Regions from separate parts of the Mus musculus genome. Here region 1 is linked to region 2. Evidence: chromatin contacts called from ENCODE POLR2A ChIA-PET data. All regions are on one chromosome and are shown on one strand. The core of a region is the stretch at or near the end of the contact, and the rest is flanking DNA. Distances in the headings are between cores, read along the strand shown. Region 1 has its middle 11 kb from the start of Derl3. Region 2 holds the start of Gstt2 (glutathione S-transferase, theta 2).

Region 1 (6,769 bases), core at 2,777-5,276, 48 kb after region 2:
GAAGCCAGTCTTTTCCTAGCTGCCTTCAGATAAAGATGGAGAACTCTCAGCTCCTCCTGCACCATCCCTGCCTGGACACTGCCATGTTCCTGCCTTGGAGATAAAGGACTGAACCTCTGAACCTGTAAGCCAGCCCCAATTAAATGTTGTCCTTATGAGAGTTGCCTTGGTCATGCTGTCTGTTCACAGCAGTAAACAGCTTCCCTACAGAAAGTGATAGTCTCTACACCTGTTGCCATAGTTTCCTTTGAATAAAGTGTTCCTTAAGGTTGGTTTAATGGCTTTATTGATTTTTATTGATTATTTTGTTGTTCTCTCTCTCTCTCTCTCTCCTTTAATAGAATGTTTTCTTTTCTTTTTTTTTTTTTTGGTTTTTTGAGACGGGGTTTCTCTATATAGCCCTGGCTTTTCTGGAACTCACTTTTGTAGACCAAGCTGGTCTCGAACACAGAAATCCGCCTGCCTCTGCCTCCCAAGTGCTGGGATCAAAGGCGTGCGCCACCACCGCCCGGCGTAGAATGTTTTTTTTAGTGGCATCCAAAAGATCAGGAAAAGCCTTGGAGTCTTGATTTTGACAGCCAGGGATAATTCATGAGAGGCAAGTCTAGAACCTGACTGGAGCCTGCCGTAGAGAGGTCCCCTCCTCAGTCTGTTGAGTCTACAGTGAAGCTGGCCTGCAAATAAACGCTTGCGGAAAGAGCAAATAATTAGAGTTTAGAACGTTACCGGTATCCTGTGGTCCTAGCACTGGGGAGCTGGGGAGGCAGTGTGCAGGCAAGAGGCCATTGGGTTCAAGGACAAATCAGGATGTAAAGCAAGGTCCTGTTTCAAAAAATAAGCAGCCTGAGCCGGGCGTGGTGGCACACACCTTTGATCCCAGCACTTGAGAGGCAGAGGCAGGCGGATTTCTGAGTTCGAGGCCAGCCTGGTCTACAGAGTGAGTTCCAGGACAGCCAGGACTATACAGAGAAACCCTGTCTCGAAAAACAAAACAAAACAAAACAAAAAAACCAAAAAGCAGCCTGGATGTAGTGGTGCACGCTTGGGGTGTGGAAGGAGGTCAGCTGGCGGATTGGAAGTTCACGGTCTTCCCCTGCTACATAAGGATCAAGGCCAGCCTGGGCTACAGGACATGTTGCCTCACACACATCATCTTGATTCCAGGCTGTAAGGGTGACTGAGTTTATCCTCCATCTGGGTCTTTCTGTAATGCTGAATCAGTTATAGCCGGAGGTGGCGTGGCATGGAGCGTGGGGGCGTGGCATGGAGTGGGGGCGTGACACTGCATCTCTGGGCCCTCCATACATCAAAATCAATGCACAATTACATTAAGTCCACACAAAAGAGACTTACATGCTGCCAGGCAGTGGTGGCGCACGTCTTTAATCCCAGCACTTGGGAGGCAGAGGCAGGCAGATTTCTGAGTTCGAAGCCAGCCTGGTCTACATAGTGAGTTCCAGGACAGCCAGGGCTACACTGAGAAACCCTGTCTTGAACAAAACTAAGAAGAGAGAGAGAGAGAGAGAGAGAGAGAGAGAGAGAGAGAGAGAGAGAGAGACTTACATGCTTTGGCCATCAGGAACTGCAAGTTAAATTCACAACAGCTAAGCCTCGATTAAACCCCCAGTTTCAGTCTCATCCAATGAACAGATTCATTCTGACAGTGCCAAGTCCCAGAAGAAAAGGGGGTGGGTGCACTTGGGCTAAAGATTCTACAAGGCCAAGTGACTGAACTTGGAGAATGTAGGGTTAAAACCTTGCAAATCAGAGGTAAATTATCTTGGGCTCTTTCAGTCTGTCTGAAAGCCTTCATTGTTTACCCCCTGTCTGACCTAACATCTTAAAATGTATTCTTGGCAAACCACTAGCTTTCAACAGTCTAAAACCTCAGACGATTATCAGCTAATATCTGGAGCCTATAGTAGAATTTTCCCTACTTTGCTATAACCCCTGACCTGTAACCCACATCACAGTAAGTAGTTTGATTTATTATTTTCTGTTCTGCAACTAATAAAGTCTCCTGGAACCATGTCCACAGCAGAACATGGTATTTGTTCAGACCTGAATCTGTCTGCGTTCCCAGCCCACATTACTCATATGTGCCTGCAGAACAGGCTATCCCTGACCCCGTCTGAGATGAGAACTGTGGTTTTGTGCCAACAGCGGTGATGAGCTAAAGTCGCTGCTGCTTTGCTGACCAGGGAAACATAAGTTGGTATAGCAGCCCAGGAGAGAAGTTTGGGTGTTGGCAAATTCAGGTTGTAAATAGCTCTGAACCAGCAACCCCCAGCAGATCTTTGGTTTGCCTTGGAGAAACTGTTACCCCTATGTGCAAGAACTCTTCACAAAGGCAGCATTGTTTGTAGCCTAGGAAAGCTGGAAACAACTCAGCTGTCAATCATCAAGCAAACAGAGAAGAAATAAACTTTGGTATATAATAGAATAACCCTCCACTGGAACACAGAGAGAGTATGTGCAGTGGGTAAAATCATCAACATAGGGGCATTAAAGTTGGAAGGAAGCCAGGCCTGGTGGTGGCACACACCTTTAAGGCGAACAGTGGAGAGCTGGAGGCAGCAGCTCAAGGTCGGCCTAGGCTACACAGACACTTGGGTCACAAGAACAGAGAAAAACAAAAAACAAAACCAAGAGGGGGTGGGGAGAAGGAAGGGAACGGAGCTCCCAGGTCAGCAGCTTGCAGACATTCATTCTTACATTATTTGAAGATCCTTTGCATATGAAGGGAAAGAAACCCTTGGGTGGGGCAGATGCATATGCCCTTGTTCCCATCACTGCTATAGGGATAACTGGTTTCTTTAGTTCTCCCCTCCTCAAAGATATTTCTCGGGTGCCCTGAAATAGCCCCACAGTGTCACGGGTCTGATGTGTGCAAGCCCTCTTCCCTCAACCTTTCGCTAGCAAGTGCAAGGTTCGGCCTCGGCAAACATTAACCGACAGGGTAGGGACGTTGTCATCATAGCTGTCTCGATAGCCCCTTGGCACCGGCGTCGGTTCTTCGGTTTTTAGTCCTCAACGACCCACGAGTGGGTGGCTCGGCCTTCTGTATCCAGAAAACCTTGAGGTCAACCCTACGCTGCCTGCAACCGGTTAGATCAGAGCTGGTCTTACCCAAATGGCAAAGCCAGCCTGGCAACCCGGCAAGCTTTGTTTACAGTTGAAGTCAACCCACCCCTCCCACCCCCACCCCCACCCCCACCCCCACCCCGCACACTCCTAAGCCTCGGCTTCCAGGATTGGATACTCATTGGATACTCACGTAATGTTTTTACCCAGGGAGAAGGCTGAGAATGGAGGTACAAAGCCCACCGACAGCTCCTGGCCCCTCCTACCAGCTAGGATTACCTAGTCTGCAGATGGTGAATGAGAGGATAGACTCCCCCAGCTGTAGAAATCCAGAAATCACTGTGCTGAGACCACCTGGTCAGCCATATCTTTATCTCAGCGAGAATTGTTTATTGAGTTAGTTCTCAAAACAGTCTGCTTTGTCTGAGCAAGCAATTAATTTTTTTAATTAATAAATAAGAGATTACAAATTCCTCAAACCTGTCTTGATCTGCAGTACCCTCTATTTCCCCGACACCTAAGCCCAGGGCCAATTCCTCTAAGGGTCCTGATCAGCTAGCTCCTTCCCCTTAGTACAACTTCCATTCTGGGGTAGAAAGTTGGGGCCCCTCGCTGCTGTGCTAATAAACGCAGGCCCGTTTACTGAGGTCAGAATTTGCTCTCTTTCTTGCCTTCCACTATTTTTTTCTGGGCTCTTTAATCAAACAGACTAATTGAGGCCCAGAGCGGGCACACAGCGGGAACAGTAGAGGGCAGCTCGTATTAAAGGTAACCCATTAGCCAAATAGGTTCCAGTCCTTCCTCTCACCGGTCCCTCTGCCACTCTACTCTTCGGTATCTCCTCCAGGGACTTAGACTAGGAGCCCACCCCCGCGCGGCTGCAGGAGCTCAGCCAGGATTGGCCACGGATTCTGCCAGGAACCTGCTCTCCTCAGCTCTGCTCCACCCCGTCCTGATTTAACTCTGGAGATTTCCCACGCGGCGCATACACTTTTGTCGCCAGGAGGCGACACACTACATATTCTGCAGAAGTCAGACTTTGTGGTGTGTGTGTGTGTGTGTGTGTGTGTGTGTGTGTGTGTGTGTGTGTCAGGCCATCAGAATTGGCAACAAGCACCTTTAACTTCTGAATTACCTCCAGTACTCAGATTAATTTTTTTTTTCAAGACAGGGTCAGATTAATTTTTAAAAAGGTATGTTTTTGATTTTTTTTGGAAATTTATCGTGTCTTTTTTTTTTTTTTTTTTTTTTTTTTTGAGACAGGGTTTCTCTGTATAGCCCTGGCTGTCCTGGAACTCACTTTGTAGACCAGGCTGGCCTCGAACCAAACTCAGAAATCCGCCTGCTGCCTCCTGAGTGCTGGGTTTAAGTGTCTTAAAATTCCTAGTGCAGCACTTAAAACTCCTTCCAAGCTTCTTTGGGCCCTGGATTTTGGCCAACTAAAAAACAAACAAACAAACAAACAAACAAACAAGGGCTGGAGAGATGGCTCAGTGGTTAAGAGCACTGACTGCTCTTCCAGAAGTCCTGAGTTCAATTCCCAGAAACCACATGGTGGCTCACAACCATCTGTAATAGGATCTGATGCCCTCTTCTGGTGTGTCTGAAGACCATGACAAGTGTATTCACATACATAAAATAAATAATAAACCTTAAAAAAAAACAAAACAAAATAATAACCATCAGTGCCACACTCTCTGGAAACTGACTGCTTTGTATAATTTGGATAAGAAGAGTCAAGCCAAAGTGTTTGGGTTGTCTAATAGGAACTGATGGGGAAATTGCTCAAAGGCAGGTCCAGGTCTGACTTTGCCACAGGGCTCCTTGGAGTCTTCCAAGCCGGCTGCTAGTTAGCAGGCACATCATCAGGAATCTGAGTCATCAAGTTAAGTTACCCTATAATTAGAATCTATATGACTGATTGCTCTGGTTAGGTCCTATGTTTTGAGGTATTCAGCCACATTTATTGTTGTTGTTTGTTTTTTCAAGACAGGGTTTCTCTGTGTAGCCCTGGCTGTCCTGGAACTCACTCTGTAGACCAGGCTGGCCTTGAACTCAGAAATCCGCCTGCGCCAGGCATGGAGACGCATGCCTTTAATCCCAGCACTTAGGAGGCAGAGACAGGAGGATTTCTGAGTGAGTGATTGATTGCGTAGGCTGTCAAGACTGCTCAGTGGGTTGCCACACAAGCCTAACGACCTGGGTTCGATCACTGGAATCTGACAGAAGGCTAGAACTGACTGTAGAAAGTTACCTTCTCCCCTCCACATAGGCCCCGTGGCATATGCATGCTTCGTGTGCCTGTGCTGGGATTCCAGGCCTGTGCTACCATGCCTGGGGTCGTCCATGCTTTTAAGTCTCAATTAGAGTAGGCTGCCCATGACGCATCCTTAGTCCTACGGCCAAGGACCTTCAGGTTAATGTGTTGTGATGATCATGTATGTCATACATTTGTAAACTAAAAGACGAATGCTCCTGTTCACCTGTACAGACAGAAATGCTCTGAGACCGCTCTGGCCAAACTAGTGTTCTCAGTGCGGGAACGCCTAACCAGCTCATTAGCCATCCCCACAGACCAGTGGCTACTGGTCAGACCAAAGTGATGTCCAGGCTCCAGAAAGTTTGCCAACCTGAGGAAGCAAAACGGTCATTTGGGCACAAAGGCCTGTACTGGCACATGGCCCTGATTTGGGCGACTCCTCTAATGAAAATGATGTTCTTAGGACCCCAGATTGAGCACCAAAGCTGTCAAAGCCTAGCTTTCACCCCAAAGGGAGTGAGAGATTACTCTAAGTCAAATACAAAAATGACCATGTTTTGTGAACATAGATTTCAGATTTCCCTGAATATTTTCTAACAAGAAGCTGTTCTATGTGTGGCCAGGTGGTGGTGGCACATACTTTAAATCTCAGCACTGAGAAGGCAGAGGCTGGTGGATCTCTGAATTTGAGACCAGCCTGGTCTACAGAGCGAGTTCCAGAACAGTCAAAATTACACAGAGAAACCTTGTCTCAAAAAAGGGGCAGGACTGGTGGGGGAGTAGGGGTATAGTGGTGAGTGAAAAGGTAGCTCAGAGGTTAAGAGCACTGACTGCTCTTCCAGAGGTCTTGAGTTCAATTCCCAGCAACTACATGGTGGCTCACAACCATCTGTAATGGGATCTGATGCCCTCTTCTGGTGTGTCTGAAGACAGCTACAATGTACTTATATACATAAAATCAATCATTAATCAATCAATCAATCAATCTTTAAACAAGCATAACAACAATTATCACCAGAGCAGCTGCTACTGCTTGTAACAGACCCTCAAGACTGAGCCTGTGTCCCCCGCTCCCAGAAGAAAAGGGGAGGGTCATTAGCCCCCAGCTGAGATTCCTGTCACTCTCTATGCCTCTTGTCCCAGATGTATGTACCTGTGCCCCTGTGTGTGTGGTCCTGGGAGCTACAGTGTACATAGAACACAGAGGTTAACTGAGGGGACTCCGTCTCTGCAGGTGTGGAGAGGTCCTTCCACACTGGGTGAGGGTTGCCACTGGGTGCTTTGGGGTCACGATACTCCAGTAGGCAGCCCCTCCTCCATACTCTGTAACTCAAATGAACTCGTTGGTTTGCCCCAGGGGGACTCTGGTAGATCATACTTTGGTCTTCGATGGGGGGATTAGGCAATTGTTCACATCTCCCTGGA
Region 2 (6,929 bases), core at 2,422-4,921:
GACAGTATAATAAAACCAATTAACGAGCTGGGCGTGGTGGCGCACACCTTTAGTCCCAGCACTCGGGAGGCAGAGGCAGGTGGATTTCTGAGTTCGAGGACAGCATGATCTACAAAGTGAGTTCCAGGACAGCCAGAGAAACCCTGTCTCAAAACAAACAAAAAAACCAATAGCTCTTTATTCCTTAAACTATTCAGACTCTTTATTATAATAAAACACAGATGTCTACCAACTTTTGATTGGTTTCTTTGGGTGTGTTACTGTTTTTTTTTTTTTAAAGCATCTTTTATATATTATTGATTTGGGTCTCCTATAGGTTGTGTATACTGTACCTTAAGAGAAGCATGCTAAGGATAGCTGGTGTTCCTTTTAAAGCTTCTCTCAGAGTCAGAGAGGGAGCCAGGATAAAAGACTGGGGCAAAAAGAAACGTTAAGAAAAAAAAGGAAAGGGGTTGGTGAGATGTCTCAGTGGGTAAGAGCACCCGACTGCTCTTCCAAAGGTCCGAAGTTCAAATCCCAGCAACCACATTGTGGCTCACAACCACCCGTAATGAGAGTCTGAAGACAGCTACAGTGTACTTACATATAATAAATAAATAAATAAATATTTTTTAAAAAAAAGAAAAAAAAGGAAAGAAAAAACACAAAATGAGTCTTTATTGCTGGTCAGACCACTCAAGGAATCCTAGCAATTCGAAGCTGCATGCTGGCATGGACCTCCGGAGGGGGTACTGGTAACATTTTCTTGGCTGCCTGTCCCAGGATGCTCAGGATGGTGCTATGAGCCTCCTGACACAGCTCAGCACCCAAGAACGCCTCCACCCTCTCTCGCCATGCTGTCAGCTGAGGCCGTCCCTCAAACAGGTTATAGCCAAGAGCCACGGGCTGTAGAGACAAAGATGGGAAAGTCGAAGAGATACCGAGGGTCCCATTGCAGGCAACACAAGCATCATAGACACAGCCCCATGGGAGGTCTGGGGCACTGTGATCAGATCCAGGACCTGACAGCAGCCAGAAGCTGCCCCCCACCCCACTCCCCACTTCCCACCTAGACAGGAAACAAATCACACAAAGTTCCCCTCTATGGTTCTGGCTTTTCCCAGACCACAGTGCTTTGGACTTGGGGAAGTAGCAAAAAGAAGAGTCCGCCCTTAGCTACTACTACCCCATCTGCTGGTCTCCTACCTGCATCAACTCCTCCAGAGACATGAGATCCGCTAGCGTCACCTGCTGGCCAACAAGGAAGGCCCTGTCCCTGAGGAACTTGTCCTCCAGCTGTTGCAGAACCAGGACCATTCTATCTCTGTTCCGTTCCACCTTCTCCTGGGGAACCTGGACCCCAATGAGTGGCCCCAACACCTGGCAGAACGACAGAAGAGCTCAATCTATAAATAAGCCTGACTCTTACTGGGTGCCCAAGGTTCAGCCCCTCCCCAGAGGACCCTGGATACCTTGGTCCATAGGAGCACTCCGAAAGTACCACGGATGTTGTCGGCATGCCAGCCCAGGTATTCGTGGACTTGGGCACGGGCCTGTAGGTCGGCCGGGTACCAGTGGTCTGCCACCTGGTACTTGGAACTCAGGTAAATCAAGATGGCTGTGCTGGGAATCATAGAAGAGGGGCTATATGGACCATGGGAAGAGGGGATTTAAGGACCTTGGCTGTTTCCCATCCCTTGGCGGGGCCTTCAGAATTCTCACATTTGAAGTACTTCCCTCTGGTCTCACCACCTATCTCTCCATGACTCTTGCCTGTCCCCAGAGCCTTTCTTCTCTGCAATGTTGTGCATGGTGAAACCCAGAGACACACACAGACACACACAGACAGACACCAGCAAGAGCTCTGCCCCTCTCCAGGTCGCCTCTTTTTTTGATGTCGTGGACACTGACCCCTGGCCAGACCTTTTTCTCTCCGCCTTTCTTTTTTGGTGGTGGTTGTTGTTGTTTTGTGGGTTTTTTTTTGTTGTTGTTTTGTTTTGTTTTTTAGCTCTCTGACACTAGACTCTAATGGGAGAACCAAACAGTCTGTGAGCCCTGACCCTTTCATTGGTCTCCGGGGCCAAGCTTTGGCGGATTAAACAGGACATCTAGGAAGTTAGGAGAAGCCCTTCCTAGTCCTTTGTTGAATCTACATTTTTTTTTCCCTAACCCTTGACAATCGTCCCCTTGTCGCCTTCCAATACCCCTCAATCAGGATAGGGAGGCCTGGAGGGGGAGGGGGGGAGTCCAGCAGATGAAACAGGACAGAAGCAAGGGACATGCTGGATCAGCCCTCTAGTCTTCCAGGACCCCTTCCCACAGAGTCTGCTCTAGCCAGGCCCCCTCACAGCCTAGGGTCGGAGTCGGCCAGGGCCCCGCCCCGCACCCCACTCCAACGGAAGTGGGGCGGCCAAAGGGAGCCGGAGGAGGTAGTGAGGGCTCTGGGTATATTTACAGCTGCACCTTTCGGTCAACACGAAGCTTCCGTCTTTGAGTACAGGAACTTTGTTTAAGCAGTTCACCTGGGAGAATTGCTCGCTCATGTGCTGCCCTGGGAAGGAAGAAGCCAGAAAATGCGTGCAAGGACTCAAGCAGTATTCCTATTTTCCCCTTTCTCTTTGCAACCAGAGCAAGGTCGAAACGGCCAAAATCCGGATGGGCCGGGAACCAGAGGCACAGAGGTGGCTCAGCTATGTGTCTCTTCCCTGCAAAGTCTCCGGAATTTTGTGAATCTAAACACTGCGTGCCTTCAAAGCAGAAACTGTAGGAATCTTTCATTTTTCTCCCCACGTCCCAGGACAAAAAGTCTCTCTTGTCAGAGCGGAAGTTACGTTTAAAGAGGGCTCTGAACTGACTAAGACCACTCCAAAGAGAGCAGAGCATTCCTTGGTGGACGGCGCTGGGGGTGGGGGGGGTCAGATGATGGGGAGATTGTACCCAGGCAGAATGTGAAGGACTGACATGGTCTAGGGGTAAATGTGCCAACCTTTGAGTATATCCACGGTACGCGTCTGGAAGGGGATGCCATTCTTCTTGGCGAAGATGTAGACAGCGCGGCTGGGTTGTGACAGCAGGTCCAGGTAGAGCTCCAAGCCCATTGCCGGTAGCGACACAAGATGGTGTGCCGACTGCGTTCGATAACAGCAAGCTGGGGTCCAGCACAGCCTCAGTTGGCCAAGCCAAACGATTTCCTCCTCTGGATAGCTGACACCTGCTGATCTTGGGGAGGGAGACGCTTTGGAGGACTTTATACCAAAAGCAGGGCTGAGGTGCGCGCGCACTCAGACTGACTTATGCGATTTGCTCCAGCGGACCGTGGAGCCAGGAATCCAGCCCAGGACCTTAGTCTCACCCGGACGCGGAAATGGCCTAGCTGGGCTTTCGTGGACCCAACTCAGAGTTCTGTGGACGTAGTCGTTTGCGGGGAACTAGACCGCTCAGCTCCTAGCTCTCAGTTACTGCAGGAGGGGATCTTAGAGGCTGATCGCTGATCCTTCTTTAACGGGTGAAGCTTGTTGCAGGCTGCTAGAAACTTTGCCTTAAGGAAGAACTGTGGTTGGTCCAGCTGCCCCGTGCAAAACAGGTCGTCTAAGAACACTGGACCTCCCCAGATCTGTGAGGCTGGGCAGCAAAGCTTGAAGGAGTCACAGGACCACCTCTCTCGCCCGCCTCCAACACTCTCCACGGTAGCATCTTCCGATGGGGAAAAGAGGTGCCCATTATCACTGGCTTTATCTGAATCTTTTAGAGTAGCTATAGCCCGTGGGCCATATCGGGCACCAGAATGTTTCCCTGGGCGTTTTTCTTTTTTTCTTTTTTCTTTCTTTCTTTCTTTCTTTTTTTTTTTTTTTTTTTTTTTTTTTTGACATTGAGGGGTAGGGGTCTTGCTATAGCACAGGCTGGCCTCAAACCCTTCTGCTCCATTGATTCTCCTGTCTTAGTTTCCTGAATGTCTGGGACTCCCAGGTGAGACCTATCCTGCCTGGCTTTCCAGGGAATTTATGTTTGTTTGATTCATTTGGTTGGCTATTTTTTGTTTTGTTTTGTTTTGTTTTGTTTGAAACAGGGACTCATATAGTCCAGGTTGGCCTCAAATTCGACTTCATTTTCCAAGTGCTTAGGACTACAGGCATTTGCCATAGAACCAGTCTTACCCTGTGAGTTGATAGCTAGGAGCTGTGGTAGCCAGTAGGCTCAAACCGAGCTCTCTCAAGTGGCCCCTCCCCTCGCCCCTCCCACCGCCAGAACCGTCTGAAGCCAAATTGCCCTTTTACCTAAATAAGCTGGTGTTGTTTTTTGAGGAAAAGGATTCTGAAAAACACAAAGCTGTCCCCAGAGGAGCTTCTTCTGCAGCCCTGCACCGCACGTGGCTCTGCTCGTGCAAATTCGGTAGGGAGAGCATGTGATCCAAGATGACTGTACCCACCCAAGCCCTCTGATGTGATTGGCCCCTAGAAGTCTCCTGGCCTTGTTTATTTCACGTGCTTCCCCTAGGTCAGACATCCTCTCTCACGGGATCAGATATGGCTCTTGAATGGATGGACCCCTGAATCCCGCCCCGAAACACCCCCCCCCCCCCCCCCCCGGCTTTCACCCTGCAGACTCAGGTACCTGCTTCGCTACTCTCCGGAGAGTCCCCTCCCACACTGGCAAGGAACTGGTTTGGCTGCCTCACTCCCCTCTTCCATCTCATCCTCTCTTCCGGCTTCTTAACCCCTCCCCCCCCCCAAAAAAAGGGCTTCCTTGAATCTTGACAAAAATACCCCTTTTTTTTTTTTTTTTTTTTTGCTACCCTCCCTTTTTGACTGGTAATAGTTTTCATCTTGATTGTCAGATACCTAAAGCCAGAGTGAGTGGTAGTTTGAATGAGAAATGCCCGCCCCCGCCCCACCTCCCCACAGCCCATAGTTTCCTGCGTTTGAACCTAGTGTATGAACAGACCCCAGCTGGTGGTCTGTTTTGTGTGGGTTATGTAGCTTTTAGGTTGTGGCACCTTGCTTGCTACAGGAAGTATGTTGCTCATGGCAGTGGGGTTTGGCAGTTTATACCCTGGGCCACCTAGGGGGAGCCTATCTGACAAACAGGACAAAGAAAATCAGTAGCTAGAACCTGGTTTCATGACACAGCATTTGTTTAGCATCAGTGAACCTAGCCCTGGATTCAACCCTCCACACCACAAAACAAACAAAAAAACTGAAGAGAAGCCAAGGTTCACAAATCACACCGAACGGTGGTTACTGAAGTGGTGGGAATAAAAGTTGGAATGGCTGACTGCCAGAGAATAGTTAGTCTTCAAACGTGTTGACCTCATTCTGTGGAAACAGCTAATTTGTTTGAGGAAATTTTGTTGTTATTCATTGAGACAGGGTCTGTCTATATAGGCTGGCTGTCAGGGAACTAACTATGTAGAACAGGCTAACTCTGAACTCACAGAGATCCTCTTGCTTCAATCCTGGAATTAAAGGTGTGTACCACCATCCTGGCCTCTGGCTAGGTTTTCTTAGCTCTTCTCATCTTTTAAATTATTATTGTTACATACATATGTGTGTATGTGCACAGATTATATAAACCTGCTAGCTCTATTTTTTTGTTTGTACATATAAACTCAAGGCTGACAGTTCTGCATTGGACAACCAACTAAGGAGTTCATTCCTATGAGAGGCTAATTCTTCTCTATTAGTGGCCAATAGTTCTTTGTCTAGGGTTGGGACCTGGAGACTTTCTCCCTTCAACATTAACATGTCCATAGATATTGCCATTGCTCCAGTATAGTTTGTACAGCCATTTCTAGAGACTGTTTCGCATCAGACTTCCTGGTATTCTGGTTCTTACAGCCTTTCTGTGATGTTCCCTGAGCCATGGATTCAGGAGCCACGATGCGGATTATCTGACTGGCATGCACAATATGATCTTACAATCATCAAAACATTAGATATCCTCTAAATGTTCTTTATAACAGATTGCAAACTGCTGTAGTGTGACCACTGGGTCATTCATCTTCCTCGTCTCTCGTCACACAGCCGTACCTCAGTGAACAGCGCAAACGCAAACCACGAAACCAGCTACAAGAATTTTGGACAGCCGCTCTCCTCTGAACGCCAGCTCCCATACCTACCACCAGGGTGGGCGTCCGAGAGTTACCCTCGGCTCCCTACTTCAGAGGACTACCCCACGAAGGGGCTTCTGGGAAATGCAGCATTTCCCGCCCTCCTCCGAGAGTCCGCTGCGCAAAGCATGCTGGGAATCCTACACTGCAGGGAGGAGAGTCAGCGGCCTGTTGGTTGCCTTGGCAACTGCTCACGCGAGCAACGGGCGTGAGCTGGTCCGTTAGGGGCAGTAGACTAGCTGCCACAACCTCTAGAGGTCATTGCCTCCCGGATTGGAAGGGTTGATTGTGGGGAAACTCCCCGCAACGGGAGCAGAGGGAGGAAGGGAAGGAGGGAAGCTGGCCAATCGCGGAAGGCTGGGAATAGAGACTCCAGCAGAGCCTGCACTTCAGGCACTTCAGGCCTTTCCTAGGAACCTGGTGCAGGCTGGGTCTTTTGGAAGGAACTATGCAAGATCCCTGGAGATGGGAACCGGGATTGGAAGTGGGGCAAAAGGGGGAAGAAAAAGAATGGGGGAAGCTTTGGTAAAGCTTAAAACAGTGCTCACCCACGCTCTCCCACTCCTGTAAACCGAGTTTTCTGGCAAAGCCATTTTTTTAATGTGCACGATAGGATCAGGAGAGAGCAGGAAAGCGGGGTGGGGTCGGAGGCGAAAACGGGCAAAGAAAACTCTTAGGATTGAAGTCCGGCTCTGAAACGTGAGGAAGTCAGGATGGCTGTTTTCTCTTGTGGCTGGAAGTTTTGCCCACAGCTCTTTCCGGATCTCTGAGTCTCCATTTTAATCACACTGGAATGTACCTCTAGCTGTGAGATCTTTACCTATAGAAAGGAGGGAAAAGGTGG

The links. ChIA-PET counts read pairs that join two places held with the same protein, here RNA polymerase II (POLR2A).
Region 1: POLR2A ChIA-PET joins it to region 2 with 85 read pairs in embryonic stem cell. The contact joins the enhancer-like site here to the promoter of Gstt2 in region 2. POLR2A ChIA-PET finds 5 or more read pairs at or near these places in 4 of 5 experiments (Patski and embryonic stem cell).

The regions. Positions count from the first base shown.
Region 1 is chr10:75,879,309-75,886,077 of GRCm38, forward strand. No RefSeq gene overlaps it. Among named protein-coding and RNA genes, the nearest start is that of Derl3, 11 kb to the right of the region's middle. Within about 2 kb of position 4,027, at least 2 of the 3 ENCODE cell types and tissues checked have a DNase peak (open chromatin) inside an H3K27ac peak, as active enhancers do.
Region 2 is chr10:75,831,210-75,838,138 of GRCm38, forward strand. Gstt2 (glutathione S-transferase, theta 2) reads right to left here and starts at 3,672. Exons shown (of 5, transcript NM_010361.2): 1 at 2,966-3,672; 2 at 2,443-2,530; 3 at 1,452-1,602; 4 at 1,186-1,359; 5 at 636-885. The coding sequence starts at 3,077. The coding sequence ends at 676.